Regions from separate parts of the Homo sapiens genome. Here region 1 is linked to region 2. The links are chromatin contacts, found by Hi-C or POLR2A ChIA-PET in ENCODE. All regions are on one chromosome and are shown on one strand. Each heading gives the region's core, a stretch centred on a gene start or an enhancer-like site at or near the end of the contact. The rest is flanking DNA. Distances are from core to core; before and after follow the strand shown.

The links. Hi-C counts contacts between places; a loop is a spot of excess contacts on that map. ChIA-PET counts read pairs that join two places held with the same protein, here RNA polymerase II (POLR2A). Pooled maps may share reads with other maps.
Region 1: a pooled map shows a loop between it and region 2 (14-fold over the local background). The contact joins the promoter of BBS4 here to the promoter of LINC02259 in region 2. A Hi-C loop is called at or near these places in 12 of 168 maps with a recorded cell type or tissue (GM11168, GM12878, GM23248 and 7 more), 1 of 37 single-sample maps with no recorded cell type and 6 of 50 pooled maps. POLR2A ChIA-PET finds 5 or more read pairs at or near these places in 3 of 52 experiments (CD8-positive, alpha-beta T cell, Caco-2 and Panc1).

Annotation. Positions count from the first base shown.
Region 1 is chr15:72,682,211-72,689,299 of GRCh38, reverse strand. It overlaps BBS4 (Bardet-Biedl syndrome 4), which reads right to left and starts at 3,093. Exons shown (of 16, transcript NM_033028.5): 1 at 3,049-3,093. The coding sequence starts at 3,072. HIGD2B (HIG1 hypoxia inducible domain family member 2B) reads left to right here and starts at 3,118. Exons shown (of 3, transcript NM_001350932.3): 1 at 3,118-3,482.
Region 2 is chr15:72,632,449-72,640,086 of GRCh38, reverse strand. It overlaps LINC02259 (long intergenic non-protein coding RNA 2259), which reads left to right and starts at 3,132. Exons shown (of 3, transcript NR_135685.1): 1 at 3,132-3,301; 2 at 6,681-6,749. It overlaps LOC112268145, which reads right to left. Exons shown (of 14, transcript XM_024450114.2): 5 at 3,171-3,269; 6 at 2,872-3,093; 7 at 2,270-2,461; 8 at 1,192-1,263; 9 at 906-971; 10 at 641-680; 11 at 203-322; 12 at 1-42.

The DNA of each region.
Region 1 (7,089 bases), core at 1,844-4,343, 49 kb before region 2:
TTGATGGGGTGTCTTCTGGCCTCAAGGCCTTGACTGTAGCCTTCTTAGATTTTTAGCTATACATTTCTTCAAAAATTCTGTGAGTTTTGAGTCTTTTCCTTTTCTCTCCTCCATATCCATATATCCTTATCTACGGATCTATATGTTTTCCTTTGTGTTATGAAATTAAGATCACATAATATACCCCACTTCACATCTACCTTTTATTTAAATGTACACCATGGAAGTCCCTCCAAGTCAATTAGTCGTAACATTCTCTTTTTTTTTTTTTCTTTCTGAGTTTAGGAATGGAGGTTTAATAGGCAGAAGAAAGAAAGGAGAACAGCTTTCTCTAGTGAGAGAGAGGGGCTTCTGAGAGGAAAAGCAATTAGTTGTAACATTCTTTTTAATGACTGCATAATATTCCACAGTATGGAAATATCTGAAGTCATCAATTACCCTATTAATGGGCATTTAATTTGCTTCCAGCGTTTTGCCACTACGGATAGTACTACAACGAATGCCCTAGTACTACACGCTCATGTTTAACACTTTTTTCTGTGGGACACAGGTCTAGGAGTAGGATTACTGGGTTCTTTTAATTGTATTAAAAAATAAGGCAGGGGGCCATGGCTCACGCCTGTAATCCCAACACTTTGGGAGACCGAGGCGTGCAGATCACAAGGTCAGGAGTTCAAGACCAGCCTGGCCAACGTGGTGAAACCCCATCTCCACAAAAATAAGCCAGGCATGGTGGTGAGGGCCTGTAACCCCAGCTACTCGGGAGGCTGAGGCAGAAAAATCACTTGAACCCGGGAGGCAGAGGTTCCACTGAGCTGAGATCACGCCACTGCACTCCAGACAGGGCGACAAAGTGAGACTCCGTCTCAAAAAAAAAAAAAAAAAAAAGATAAAATACCACTTCCTAAAAGGACAGAAATTCACATTTCCATGCATTGGTAACTTGAAAAGATGAAAATTACTATAAACGTAACACTACTAGCAATAAATTTGACAACAATGAAAACAGTTAACTTCAGGCTTAATTGCTAAGTCATATCGAAACAAAAGCTATTCTCTTTAAAACAGTATTAGACATTCAAATGTACATGACAATTCTGCCGTCACAGACTCAAGTTCATATTCTATTACACAAACACTTGTGATGAGCACTAGAGGATAAGCTATATTTGTAGCAATGTTATGTTACCCATTATCTTTTACACTTTAAGATTACTTAGAAGTATTTTCTTTTTTTTTTTTTTTTTTTTTTTGAGACGGAGTCTTGCTCTGTCACCCAGGCTGGAGTGGAAGTATTTTCTTTCCTATGTTTTTAATATTTAAAACCCAGTAACATTAACCATGCTATTTACTTTTTTTTTTTTTCTGAGACGGAGTTTTGCTCTGGATGCCCAGGCTGCAGTGAAATGGCACGATCTCGGCTCACTGCAACCTCTGCCTCCTGGGTTCTAAGCGATTCTCCTGCCTCAGCCTCCCTAGTAGCTGGGATTACCAGCGCCCGCCACCACGTCCAGCTAATTTTTTGTATTTTTTTAGTAGGGACAGGGTTTCACTACGTTGGCCAGGCTGGTCTCGAACTCCTGACCTCAGGCGATCCACCCACCTCAGCCTCCCAAGGTGCTAGGATTACAGGCGTGAGCCACTGAGCCTGGCCTATTTAATTATTTTAAAATCTGTTTTTTCTTTCTTTTTTTTTGAGAAGGAGTCTGTCTCTGTCGCTCATGCTGGAGTGCAATGGCATGATCTCGGCTCACTGCAACCTCCGCCTCCGGGGTTCAAGCGATTCTCCTGCCTCAGCCTTCCAGGTACCTGGGATTACAGGCGAGCGCCACGATGCCCCGCTAATTTTTGTATTTTTAGTAGAGACGGGGTTTCACCATGTTGGCCAGGATGGTCTCAAACTCATGACCTCAAGTGATCCACCCGTCTCGGCCTCCCAAAGTGCTGGGATTACAGGCGTGATGCACCGCGTCCGGCCTAGCTATTTTAAATTTCTTAGCTTAATAAAAATGTTTCGGCCGGGCGTGGTGGCAGGCGCCTGTATTCTCAGCTAATCCGGAGGCTGAGGCAGGAGAATTGCTGGAACCTGGGAGGCGGAGGTTGCAGTGAGCCGAGATCGCGCCATTGCACTCCAGCCCGGGCCGACAACAGCGACACTCCGTCTCAAAAAAAAAAGTTTCTGTCTTCAGAGTTTTCTAATTAGACTAGAATAATATGACTACTCTGCAAATGAGAGTAGAAAACAAACAAAAGGCCCTCTAACAATAACACTAACCTTGCTGCTTAGCCAAAACTAAGTTGTAAAACAGCCAAAGGCTGCTATTTGTACTGTTTTCCAGGGCGTTTTTCGAAAGACAATAAATTCCGAATACCTAAAATCATTCTAACAAATGGACAGAACAGGCTTTCAAACCCAACACTAAAGCAAGGTAAACAAAGCTTCACACTTGGCACTTTACCGAAATTAGATCCAATTATAGATATATGCCTCAAAAAATAGCGACTAGGTCATCCTGAATTCATCGGGTTCCTCTATATTAGCAGTTCTGTGGAGTGAACGCCCAACTCAGCCTTCAGATGAATTCCAAAACCGTACTTTCCTAAACTTAATCACCACAGAAAAAACACAGTCCCGCTCCACTGGCAGAAGGCAGTGACGCTGCAAGCTTCCAGGCATGTTAAATTCCCAATTCACGGGATTAACAGGAACTGTCTACACAAGTGCTAGTCATTACCTTCCAAACCCCCGAGACAGAAAAAGATGGCACTACGGTAAGAGCCATTACTGGTGAAAAGTCTCCCTTCTCCGTCCAGCGCACCCCAAGAGGGACTACAGTCCTAGAACAGGACCTGTGCTGCTAAGTATCCAGACTTGCCCCAGGCGACCAGTTCCCGGGACAGTAAAAAGGGGACCGTGTCGCCCCGCCCACCCTGAGACGCTCGGCACCCAGCTCCGCCTCTCTCCAGGAACCGCTGCATGGGACAAAAGCCACCCGCCAGCTTGCCTTGCCCTGCGGCCGGGCAACTAAAGAGAATCTCGGCGCTCACCGTCGCGACTCTCTCCTCAGCCATTTTAGCTCAGCCCACCGCTGCGCGGCCGGAAGTCGGCGGTTTCCCAGACGACGAGGCAAGCGGAAGTCGTAGGGCTGTGGAGGACTGTGAGGAAGCGGGGGAAGGAAGTAAATCGCCGAGTGACCTAAGGAATCAGGGGGAGGATTAGGGTCTGCTCCACAGAAGGCTTACCTCTGAAAGAGTCGGGGAGGGAATGCGCAGCCACTCGCTGCCTTTATCCCGAGAAGCCCCTAACACCCCTCGCCGTGGTCTGTACATGGTCTGTACCTCCGGCCGCGCTGGCTGGTAGGCCAGCCACCTGGGATGGCAGCCTAGTTCTCCCGCCACCTTACCCTGCCCTGACTCTAATCTGCATTTAATTCAGTCCTTCTTCCGGGAGATTTCGGCGGAGAATTTCTTTCTCGCCTTAGGTACAAAACTCCCCGTTTCTTGGCTGTCACTATCGAACTGAGGTACTCACCTTATCAGCTTCCCACTCTTGTTTACTCCAGAGTTTGCAAACATGCTCCTGGTGGGCTGCATTTGAACGGCAGTCTTTTGATTGGAAATATTTAAAAGTTAGGAGATTTCACAAGAAATCGGCCATGGGATAAAGAGACGACAGTCGGCGTTTTCTGCAAGGCAGTGAAATAGATCTGAATAGCGGCTGCGACTGTAGATAACTTCCCTTCCTAACATACTTAAGGCGTTCTCCATTACCTGTCTGGCCCCCGGTGCGGTGAATTAAATGTTTAGTGTTTCTAAACTAGGAAAACGTGTGGGCTTTGGAATCAAACATGAGTTCTGAATTTGACTACTGCATGACCTAAGCCCGTCGTTTCTTTGAGCCTCATTTATTAAAGTGCCGGGAGCTGTGTGATGAACAAAACGGAGGATCCCTGCACCTGAGCACTGACATTAGCCCCAATTCATACTTTTAAGTCTCGCCCTTGTAATTTAGACATAAAATCTGCCTCTCCCAATTCATTAACTGGGAAAGCATTTAAGACAAGTTTCTCCAGGCCTCTAAGAGAGGGAGAACCCCACTGACAATTAGAGTTACATAGAAGAAACAAGTACGGTAATCTATCCAAATACAAGGGGAAAGGACAGCAATAGAATAACAGCTCTTCTAAGTATTTCAGTAACACTCTCTCTTTTAATCTTTATAACAATCCCATGAGACTGTTGGTCTCCCACTTTTTTCAGATAAATACTCTGCCTTTCATTTATTAAAAATAAAATTTTCCAGCTTGGCCAGCATGGTGAAACCCCGTCTCTACTAAAAATACAAAAAATTAGTCGGGCATGGTGGTGCCCGCCTGTAATCGCAGCTACTCGGGAGGCTGAGTCAGGAGAATCACTTGAACCCAAGCGGCAGAGGTTGCAGTGAGCCGAGATCGCATTTCTGTGCTCCAGCCTGGGCGATAGAGGGAGACTCCGTCTAAAAAACAAAAATTTGCTGGGCTCGGTGGCTCACGCCTGTAATCCCAGGACTTTGTGAGGCTGAGGTGGGCAGATCACCTGAGGTCAGGAGTTCAAGACCAGCCTGGCCAACATGGTGTAACCCTGTCTCTACTAAAAATACAAAAAATTATCCGGGCGTGGTGGCCGGCTCCTGTAATCCCAGCTACTAGGGAAGCTGAGGCAGGAGAATTGCTTGAATCCAGGAGGTGGAAGTTACAGTGAGCTGAGATCATCCCATTGCACTCCAGCCTGGGCAACAAGAGCAAAACTCTGTCTCAAAAAAATTTTTTTTCAGAGGCAGGGGTCTCACTATTGATGTCCAGACTGGACTTGAACTCCTAGGCTCAAGTAATCCTCCTGAGGCAGGAAAATAGGGTCTGGAGGTAGGGAACATAAGGCCAATTCACACTTCAGCTATAACAGGTAATATTCTGTCCATAGGGCATAGGCCATAAATGTCTTTGTAACTTTACTTCATCTTCTCTATTTACATAAGGCATACCCGAAGTAACCATGGAATCCTCTGGGGTTATTTAAACTCCCCAAAATTCTGTAACGGAGCCACTGAACTTCTAAGCTCAGGCCCGCTCCCACACTGGAGTGTACTTTCATGTTCAGTAAATTCCTTGTCCCTTCCTTGCTTTGTTTGTGCATTTTGTCCAATTCTTTTTTCAAGACACCAAGAACCTGGACACCCTCCACCTTTAACACTTCCACCTCATCCTCTCAAGTAGCTAGGATTACAGGCACCAGTCACCATGCCTGGTGCTAAATTCTCCACTTTTCAGAGATTAATTAAACACCTTGCCTAAGTGAGCCGAGATCGTGCCACTGCACTCCAGCCTGGGAGACAGAGCAAGACTGTCTCAAAAAAAAAAAAAAAGATATAAAGATGAAAAATTATTAATTTCTAATCCACAGTGCTTAGTTTTTTTGTTTTTGGGACAGGATCTCGCTCTGTTGCCCAGGCGGAAGTGCAGTGGGACAATCACGGCTCACTGCAGCCTCTACCTCCCAGGCTCAAGTGATCCTCCCACCTCAGCCTCCTGAGTAGCTGGGACTACAGCTTCATGCCACCACACCCAGCTAATTTTTGTATCTTTTGTAAAGATGGGGTTTCATCATGTTACCTAGGCTGGTCTCAAGCTCCTGAGCTCAAGCAATCCAGCCAACTTGGCCTCCCAAAGTGTGGAATTACAGGCGTGAGCCACCCCGCCCAACCCACAGCGCTTAGTTTCATGCAGTTTTTCAGTATTCCAGTCCTCTTCATGGGCGGGGTTACTACGCAACACTGGCAGTCTAGGAAGAAATCATTCCAAAGGATCAAAAAAAAAAAAAAAAAAGGAGGAATTGAAGCTAATATCTTCTGCCCTATTCTTTTTATCTTCTACCCTATTTTTTCTTTTAACACATATTCTTTTTGCCACTTTCAAAAGACTGATTCTCAATCTGACATGTCACTCCCTGTTCTCTTCAGTTACCCTTTAGTTCTGCTGATGTGGGGAATCCCCAACACTCCTCTACAGAGAATATACAACATCCAGAACAAAATTTTCCAAAGGCTTCTTCACTAAAGTGTAAGAAACTACTTTCATCTTTTCCTTCAAAGATGCAACAATTTATTTCAGGGACTAAATGTCCAAGTTCCCTTTAACCACCAGATCAAAAAACATTCTAGAAAAACTCCTCTATTATTTCCACCAAATGATAAAAAGTAGAAGCCATTACGTCTCCTTTTTCAGAGCAAAGAACTACAGACTCAGGCCTAGTCCATTTACATGACTGTCTGGGGGTGCCTGCTGCAGTCAGGAGGGCCAGGTGGCAGCTTGGTCAGCGGTGAATAGCGAATAGACTGCAGCATTCTCCTTATAAAGGATTTACTCCTCAATTCCAAACCTTTCCTCAAGGGATTAACAGAAAAGCCAGTAGATGGTGAAACTTAAGTGGGGAATGGATTACAAAGGCTAACTGGTATCTGTAGATGGCTATATGAACATGTAACTTGCAAATACAGAAGAATACATAGTTAAAGTGTTGTCTAGACATCTGGATGAAGTTTTCATTTTATTTTATTTTATCTTATTTTTAGACAGAGTCTCGCTCTATCACCCAGGCTGGAGTGCAGTGGTGCGATCTCAGCTCACTGCAACCTCCAGGTTCAAGTGATTCTCGTGCCTTGGCCTCCCAAGTAGCTGGGATTACAAGCGTCAGCCACCACACCTGGCTAATTGTTGTATTTTTAGTAGAGACAGGATTTCACCATGTTGGCCAGGCTGGTCTCAAACTCCTGACCTCAAGTGATCTGCCTGCCTTGGCCTCCCAAAATGCCAGGATTACAGGCATGAGCCACCATGCCTAGTGTGGATGAAGTTTTAATAAGGTATAATAATGTCCTTCATATCAGAGGTGTGGAAGAAAAGGAAGAGGATGGGGAAATGAGAGAAGAGCATCTTTTCTGGGGGATTTTTAAAATACATATTTCTACACAATAAAGATTTGTTTTTCAAATAAATAAATTACTCTATAGCACCCTTATATACTGTCAGTTCAATAAGTTGTTAACATCTTTTG
Region 2 (7,638 bases), core at 1,883-4,382:
TTTGCTTCTCCTCATAACAGCAGCACGGGCTGGCCGCGTGCTCTGGGGGTAGAATGGAGAAGCTCTGGAGGTAGCAGGTGGGGGCTGGGCTTGGGCTCCTGGCCCAGACAGGGCAGGGTACACCTCAGGGTCACAGGGCCTGGCCCACTCTCTAGCAGCCCTTGGCCCACAGGCTGCCCAGCTGCCCACCCACAACCCGTACCTTTGGGCAGCCCCAGCTGCTGCAGTTCACTGGCCAAGGATTTGCCATCGACACTGTGCTTGGCCGCACCGGAGAGGATGAAACTCAGCACTGCCACTGTGGCCTTCACATCGCCTGACTCTCAGGGACCCATGCATGGGACAGGGGGTGTCACTGTGGGCCCAGCCACCTCCCTGTTGCCCTATTAACTTCAGCTCAAAGCCCCCAGGCCTCCTGGAGCCATAGGCACTGCTACTGCTCCACCAGGAGCTGGCAGAGGACAGGAAGGTGGGACTGTCAATGTCTTTCTTTCCCTCATGCTCCTCCACTAGGGAAGGCAGGTTAAGGATACTGCTGGGATGTGTGTGTTGGCGGGGGGGTGGGGGGCGGGCTCTGTACCAGGCACCAGGCCGAGGTCCCAGGGTTGCCTGGGGCCTGTGAACTCAGCGGGGTGCTCACCAAACTTGGCATCAGCTGTGAGTTTCAGGATCTTCTTATACTATGGGGAAAGGAGACCTTCAGGGGGTGCCAGGTCCCTGCTCACCAGCCCCTCACCCCCAGCCTGGATCCTGCAATAAGGAACAGACAGGCTGGAAAGAAGGAAGGGAGGTGCCCAGAGAGGTTGAGAGGCTGGCTCACCCGTCTCCCCGGGCCTAGTGCAGAGTTTCAGGGCAGTGGTGGTCATAAGGTCATGGGACAATGGGGTGCTGGATCTTGTACTCACATCAATTCCCTGTCCCAGCAGCTCCTTTAGTACCTGGCTGCAGAGCAGCTGCAACTTCACAGAGGACTGGAAAGGAAGTCCTTACATCAGCCAGGCTGGCAAACCTCACCCCTTCTTCCTGGGGACTGGCTCAAAGCAGGCCAGCCACTGATCAAGGTCACAAAGCATGGTAGCACAGGCTGAGAGCACTGAGGCCCTAGCCCCAGAGAAACCTCACCATCCTCTACAGCCACAATCCCCAGCCCAACACCCCTCCTCCACCCAGTGTAGACCCTGTGCACTCAACCATCTTGGCCAGCGTGCTGATCTCTGCCAGGACCCGGTCAGGACAGTCCAGATCACCACAGAACCGAAACCTCTGCAAGGGAGGGAGGCAGGTAATCAGGCTGGAAAGAAGACTGAGGTGTGGCCAGGATCCCTGTGTCTCCCACACTGCTGCCCAGCAGGGACCCCTGGTCCCCGACATAGATGGATACCCTCTGGCCACTTGTTCTCCCCTATCACCAGGCTGTTGAGTAAACTCTACCTGACCCACCCTGCCACCAAACCCTGCTCTGAGGTCTACTCCAGGCATTCATCTGCTCAGCAAACATCAATTGAGCACCTTCTCTGTGCTAGCTCCCACTCTAAGTGCTGGGGGTACAGCATGGGATAAAACAAAGTCCTGGGCCTCACAGAGACGAGTGAACTCTCTCCCTTCTTCCCCATACCCACACAACTCCAGCCACTCCAGCTTCCCTGCTGCAGCTCAGGGACACCAGCCTTGCTTCCGCTGCACTCTCTATGTGGCTTGCTATCCTTTATTTCATTCCACTCTCTGCTCAAGTGACACCTCATCAGACCAGCCCTTCTTTTTTTTTTTTTTTTTAAAGACGGAGTCTCGCTCTGTTGCCCAGGCTGGAGTGCAATGGCACAATCTCGGCTCACTGCAACCTCCACCTCCCGGGTTCAAGCAATTCTCCTGCCTCAGCCTCCCAAGTAGCTGGGACTACAGGCATGCGTCACCACACCCAACTTTTTTGTATTTTTGGTAAAGACAGGGTTTCACCGTGTTGGCCATGCTAATCTCGAACTCCTGACCTCAGGTCATCTGCACACTTTGGCCTCTCAAAGTGCTGGGATTACAGGCGTGAGCCACTCCACCCTGGCAGGCCAGCCCTTCTTGATCATACTTCCTAAAATAGCCCCTAACACAAGGAAATTTTGGGGGCCGGTGGATATATTCGTTATCTTGATTGTGGTGATCCAACAGTCAGGAAGATTTGGCCTTTACTTGTCCAGACTCATCTTTCCCTAACCTCCAGATGATACTCTCCCAGCTACGGGAAATGCATTCATTCCTGGGGAGCCATGCTCTCTCTCACCTGAAGTCTCTGCACATGCTGTTCCCTGTCTGAAGACACACGCCTCCCACCGTTGCCTCCCAACCCCTGGTACACAAACTGTACTTCAGCCAGCCAACTCCTGCCATCGCCTTTAAGGTTGAAGGCATCCTCAGGAAGCCCCCTTAGCACTACACACAAGGCGCAGTTAGGTCTCTGCCCCTGGAGCCTTAACTATGACTGCCAATTCAAGCCTCTGATTTCCCCTTCCCGCGGCAGCTCAAGTCCTCCCAGTGCCTAGTACAATTCATGGTATAGACTAGGCACTTTGAACCTATGGATGGATGGATTGGATGAATGGATGGATAAGTATCAGCCCCAAAACTACTACTTTCTGGATCTGAAAAGAGCGGAGTGGCTTCCTAACAGTGTGCAAGAGTGAGCCTGATTCTAGCACTTTCCTGTCCAAGTCCCACAGCAGGGCTGGGGAAGGGGGTGTCCTTGGGAGGTCCTTTTGGAGCTAGAGAAGACCTGAAAGGACTCCCAGCTCCAGACAAGCCCTAGTTCCTGCCCCAGGAGTCAGGGGCCCTTCCTTCCGCCAGGGAAGCAGGGAACTCTAAGCCGGCCGGCCTGCTCTGTCTTACCCGCCCCACTCGGGAGAGGGATGGCGGTGGACTTTTCTCTACCAGACCTGCTGCCCTGACGCCCGCACACACTGTGTTTGCGGAGCGGCCAGTGCAGACAACCTCAACCCGTTTCCGGAGCCACTGGCGCCCCCTCATTCCCGCTCCAGCAGCCCATGTCCGCTTCACCCCTGGTGCCTCATCATCGCCCGGGAATTTCTTTTTCCGGTCCCGCCAGGTCAGCTGAGTCGACGATCACGTGACTTGGACTAACGGCCTCTGGCGGGGCGGGGCCTGCTCGAGTGAGGCCGGGAGCGGACCGCAGCCCGCTGGAGGTGCCGGGGGCGAAATGCTGGCGTCTGCTCCTCCGTCTCCCAGAATCCTGCCCTGGAAAAAACCAGCGCCAACCGCCGGTTTAACTGAGGACGGATTTAAGGCATTACGAAAGACAGTGGAAGTTATTTCTTTTACTTTTATTTTCGTTAACTTAAGGGGGTAGGATCCCGGGAGCCAGGGAGATTCAGGTCATTGCCATGTTTTCCACTGTTAAGCGAATAGCATTATACACAGCTGCGGGCTGTGGCAAAAAACATTTTAAAAACTTTTCAAATATATTACACATACAGAAAATTGTACCTATTAGAAATATAAAGCTTAATAAGTTTTCATCAACTGTAGACCTCACATAACCAGCACCCAGATAAGGAAATAACCAGGTAACTTCTTCAAGTGCATGGGTATTTTATTTCATTTTGATGAATCGTCTAGGTGCCTAGTAAAAAGGGCTGTCATAATTAACATGCTCAGGAAAACTCCCCACAGCTTCAACATCAATAGATCTTATCTTAATTTTTGCCAGTCTGATGGGTAAAAAAAAAATCGGTTGCTTAGATTGCAGTGGTAGTCTGATTACTGGTAGCTTTGAGCTAATGGGTAGTCTAGAACAACTAAGTTTCCGACGTTGACTTGAAGAGGCAAAAACAAAAAGACAAAACAACAACAAAAATACATTAAAGAATAAACTAATAACCAAAGAAGAAATTGAATACAGTCGTCGCTTAGTAACCTCAAGATACTGGTTCCAGGACCCCAGAGATACCAAAATTCACAGATGCTCAAGTTCCTGATATAATGTGGCATAGTATTTGCATATAACCTATGCACATCCTTCCGTATACTTTAAATCATCTCTAGATTGCTATAATACCTAATACAACATAAATGCTTTGTAAATAGCTGATATAAAGTATTTTTAAATTTTTGTGTTTTTTTATTGTTTTACTTTTTCCAAATATTTTTGATGCACAGTTGGTTAAATCCAAGGACCCAGAACCCGAGGATACAGAAGGCTGACCATAGTTTGAGCTCTCTCCTCAATTCCATGCCTATCCCATGCACCAGGTGCAGCTGGTTTTATTGTTGCAGGCTTTCAAGTTTTCAAAAGACAGACCTCATGACAAGTAAACTGCTCTATAGAATAGAAATAGAAAGTGTCCCAATTCATGGTAAAATTGAACTCATTTCTGAAGAGTTATTTTACAAATCATAAGCACTATCCTCTTGAAAGCAACAGTGTGTTAAGTTACTAGACTATCCTATACCATGTCAAAGAAAAATTTTAAGAACATAAGACCTGTAATCATAGCACTTTGGGAGGCCAAGGCCAGTGGATCGCTTGAGCCCAGGAGTTCTAGACCAGCTTGGGCAACATAGGGAGACCCCAGTCTCTACAAAAAATTAGCTGCTTGTGCTGGTGCACACGTGTCATCCCATCTACCTAAGAGGCTGAGATGGGAGGATCTCTTGAGCATGGGAGGTGGAGGCTGCAGTGAGCCATGATGGCGCCACTGTACTCCATCCAGCCTGAGCAACAGAATGAGACCATCTCAAAACAAAAAAAGGAAAAGAAAAAAAGCTGGGTGCGGTGGCTCATGCCTGTAATCCTAGCACTTTGGGAGGCCGAGGCAGGCAGATCACCTGAGGTCAGGAGTTGGAGACCAGTGTGGCCAACATGGCAAAACCCGTCTCTACTGTAAATAAATAAATAAATACAAATTAGCTGGGCATGGTGCTGGGTGCCTGTAATCCCAGCCTCAGGAGACTGAGTCACAAGAATCGCTTGAACCCGGGAGGTGGGGGTTGCAGTGAGCCGAGATTGCACCACTGCATTTCAGTCAACTTGAGCAACAAGGTGAGAAAAAAAAAAAAAGATGTAGGAATGGTTCAACTTTTATTTCATGCTGTCAGTAGGTTAAAGAAGAGAAAAATGGATAGTTTTGGGACCATTTTTTATTTAAAAAGAAAATTAGGAACAGATGAAAACTGTCTTATCTTAAGAGTATTTGAAAAACAAAACAGCAAATTTAACATTAGACAGACAAAATATTTAAATTCAGAAATAAAGTTAAAAGGTGGGTGGTGCGCCCTTTTAATGTCATACTGAGCATTGTTTCATAGATACTTGTTTTACTATTAAAGATTGACTATTTAGAGCAGTGTTTCTCAAACATTAGAGTGCATCCTAATCACTTGCAAGGCTTGTGAAATGGGCTGCTGGGCCCCACACCAGAGTTTCTAACTCAATAGGACTGAGGTGGGGCCTAAGCATTGCATGTCTGTGTTCCCAGGTGACGCTGGTGCTTCCAATTTGAGACCATGGTTTGAAAACCACTAATGTAGGGAAATATACTAGAGAATATGTTATGAATATATGTGAGAATATGTATATATGTTAACTTACAGATTTCAGTACAGTAGAAAAGATAACTCCCAAAGATGACAGTTTTATTTCCCAATAGGATTTTTTTTTTTGAGTCAGAATCTTGCTCTGTTGTCCAGGCTGGAGTGCAGTGGCATGATCTTGGCTCACTACAGCCTTCACCTCCCAGTTCAAGCAATTCTCCTGCCTCAGCCTTCTGAGTAGCTGGGACTACAAGCACCCACCATTGAGCCTGGCTAATTTTTGTATTTTTAGTAGAGACAGGGTTTCACCATGTTGGCCAGGCTGGTCTTGAACTCCTGACCTCAGGTGATCCACCCACCTCAGCCTCCCAAAGTGCTGGGATTACAGGCCTGAGCCACCACGCCCGGCCTCCCTTTAGGATATTAACAAGTTTTGTCTCTATCTCAGAATGCATTTCGGAATGCCCTTCCTGGAGCACTACAGACACTGTCTCTCAAAACGCTCCTTGAACTAGCTTCACCGTGTTGCTGACTCCCTTGTAAATTAAAGAAAATATCTTATACGTATTCCTTCATTATTTGTATGAAAGTCAAGCTTTTCATATTGTGAAAATTATACTTCAGGCTGGGTGCAGTGGCTGACGCCTATAATCCCAGGACTTCTGGAGGCCGAAGTGGCTGGATCACTCGAGGCCAGGAGTTTGACACCAGCCTAGCCAACATGTCGAACCCCATGTGTACTAAAAACAAAATCAAAATTAGCTGGGCATTGGTGGCACACACCTGTAGTTCCAGCTGCTCGGGAGGCTGAGGCACAAGAATTGCTTGAACCCAGGAGGCTGAGGCTGCAGTGAGCCAAGGTTGCCATGAGCTGATATTGTGCCACTGCACTCCAGCCAGAGCCAGAGTGAGACTCTGTCCCAAAGAAAAAAAAGAAAGAAAATTATACTTTGATACAGTATGCTAATATAAAGGATATGATATGGCTTGGTTCTGTGTCCCCATCCAAATCTCACCTTGAATTGCAATAATCCCCACATGTCAAGGGTGGGACCAGGTGGAGATAATTGAATCATGGGGGTGGTTTCTCCCATGCTGTTCTCATGATAGTAAGTGAGTTCTCACCAGATCTGATGATTTTATTACAGGCTTTCCCCTTTGCTCGGCTCTCCTTCTCTCTCCTGCTGCCCTGTGAAGAGGTGTCTTCTGCCATAATTGTAAGTTTCCTGAGGCCTCCCCGGCCATGCAGAACTGTGAGTCAACTTAAACCTCTTTTATTTATAAATTACCCAGTCTTGGGTATTTCTTCATAGCAGCATGAGAATGGACTAATACAGTGTACTAATAACAGCCCAGACAGTAGTATACAGGTACTACTATACTTTGATGCTAGAGGTATTCCCATTAAGGTCAGGAGCAGTATGCGCTATCATTACCATGATCTAACATTGTTCCAGAGGGTTTTAGGTCAGCAGTTCTCAACTGGAGGTGATTTTGCCGCCCTGGGGATATTTGACAGTATCTGAAATCACTTTGGCTGTCACACTGAGGAGTGCTGCTGGCATGTGGCAGGCGGAGGCTGGGGATGCTGCTAAACATCCTGCGAGGCGCAAACAGCTCCAGAACAGAGAACTGTCCAGCCCTAAACATCAACAGTGCTGCTGTGGAGAAAGCCTGGTCTAGACAAATAAAACATGGGAAATCCATTAACATAAATGTGGGTGGATAATCAACTGGCATTTGCCAATGGCAGTCTAGCTAGGAGGTCCAAAAGGAGCACCTGAAGGACAGTTAGATTTTGCAGGGGCTGCATGGTGGCTCATGCCTGTAACCCCAGTGCATTGTGAGGTCACATTGGGAGGATCTCTTGAGGCCAGGAGTTCAAGACCAGCCTGGGCAACATAGTGAGACCGCATCTCTACTAAAAATTAAAACATCAGCCAGATGTGGTGCTGCGCTCTGATAGTCCCAGCTGCTGAGGTGGGAGTATCGCTTGAGCCCAGGAGTTGGAGGCTATGGTGAGCTGTGATCATGCCACTGTACTCAAAAAAAAAAAATTTTTTTTCTCTGTTGCATATGGGGTCTTGCTATGTTGCCCAGGCTGTT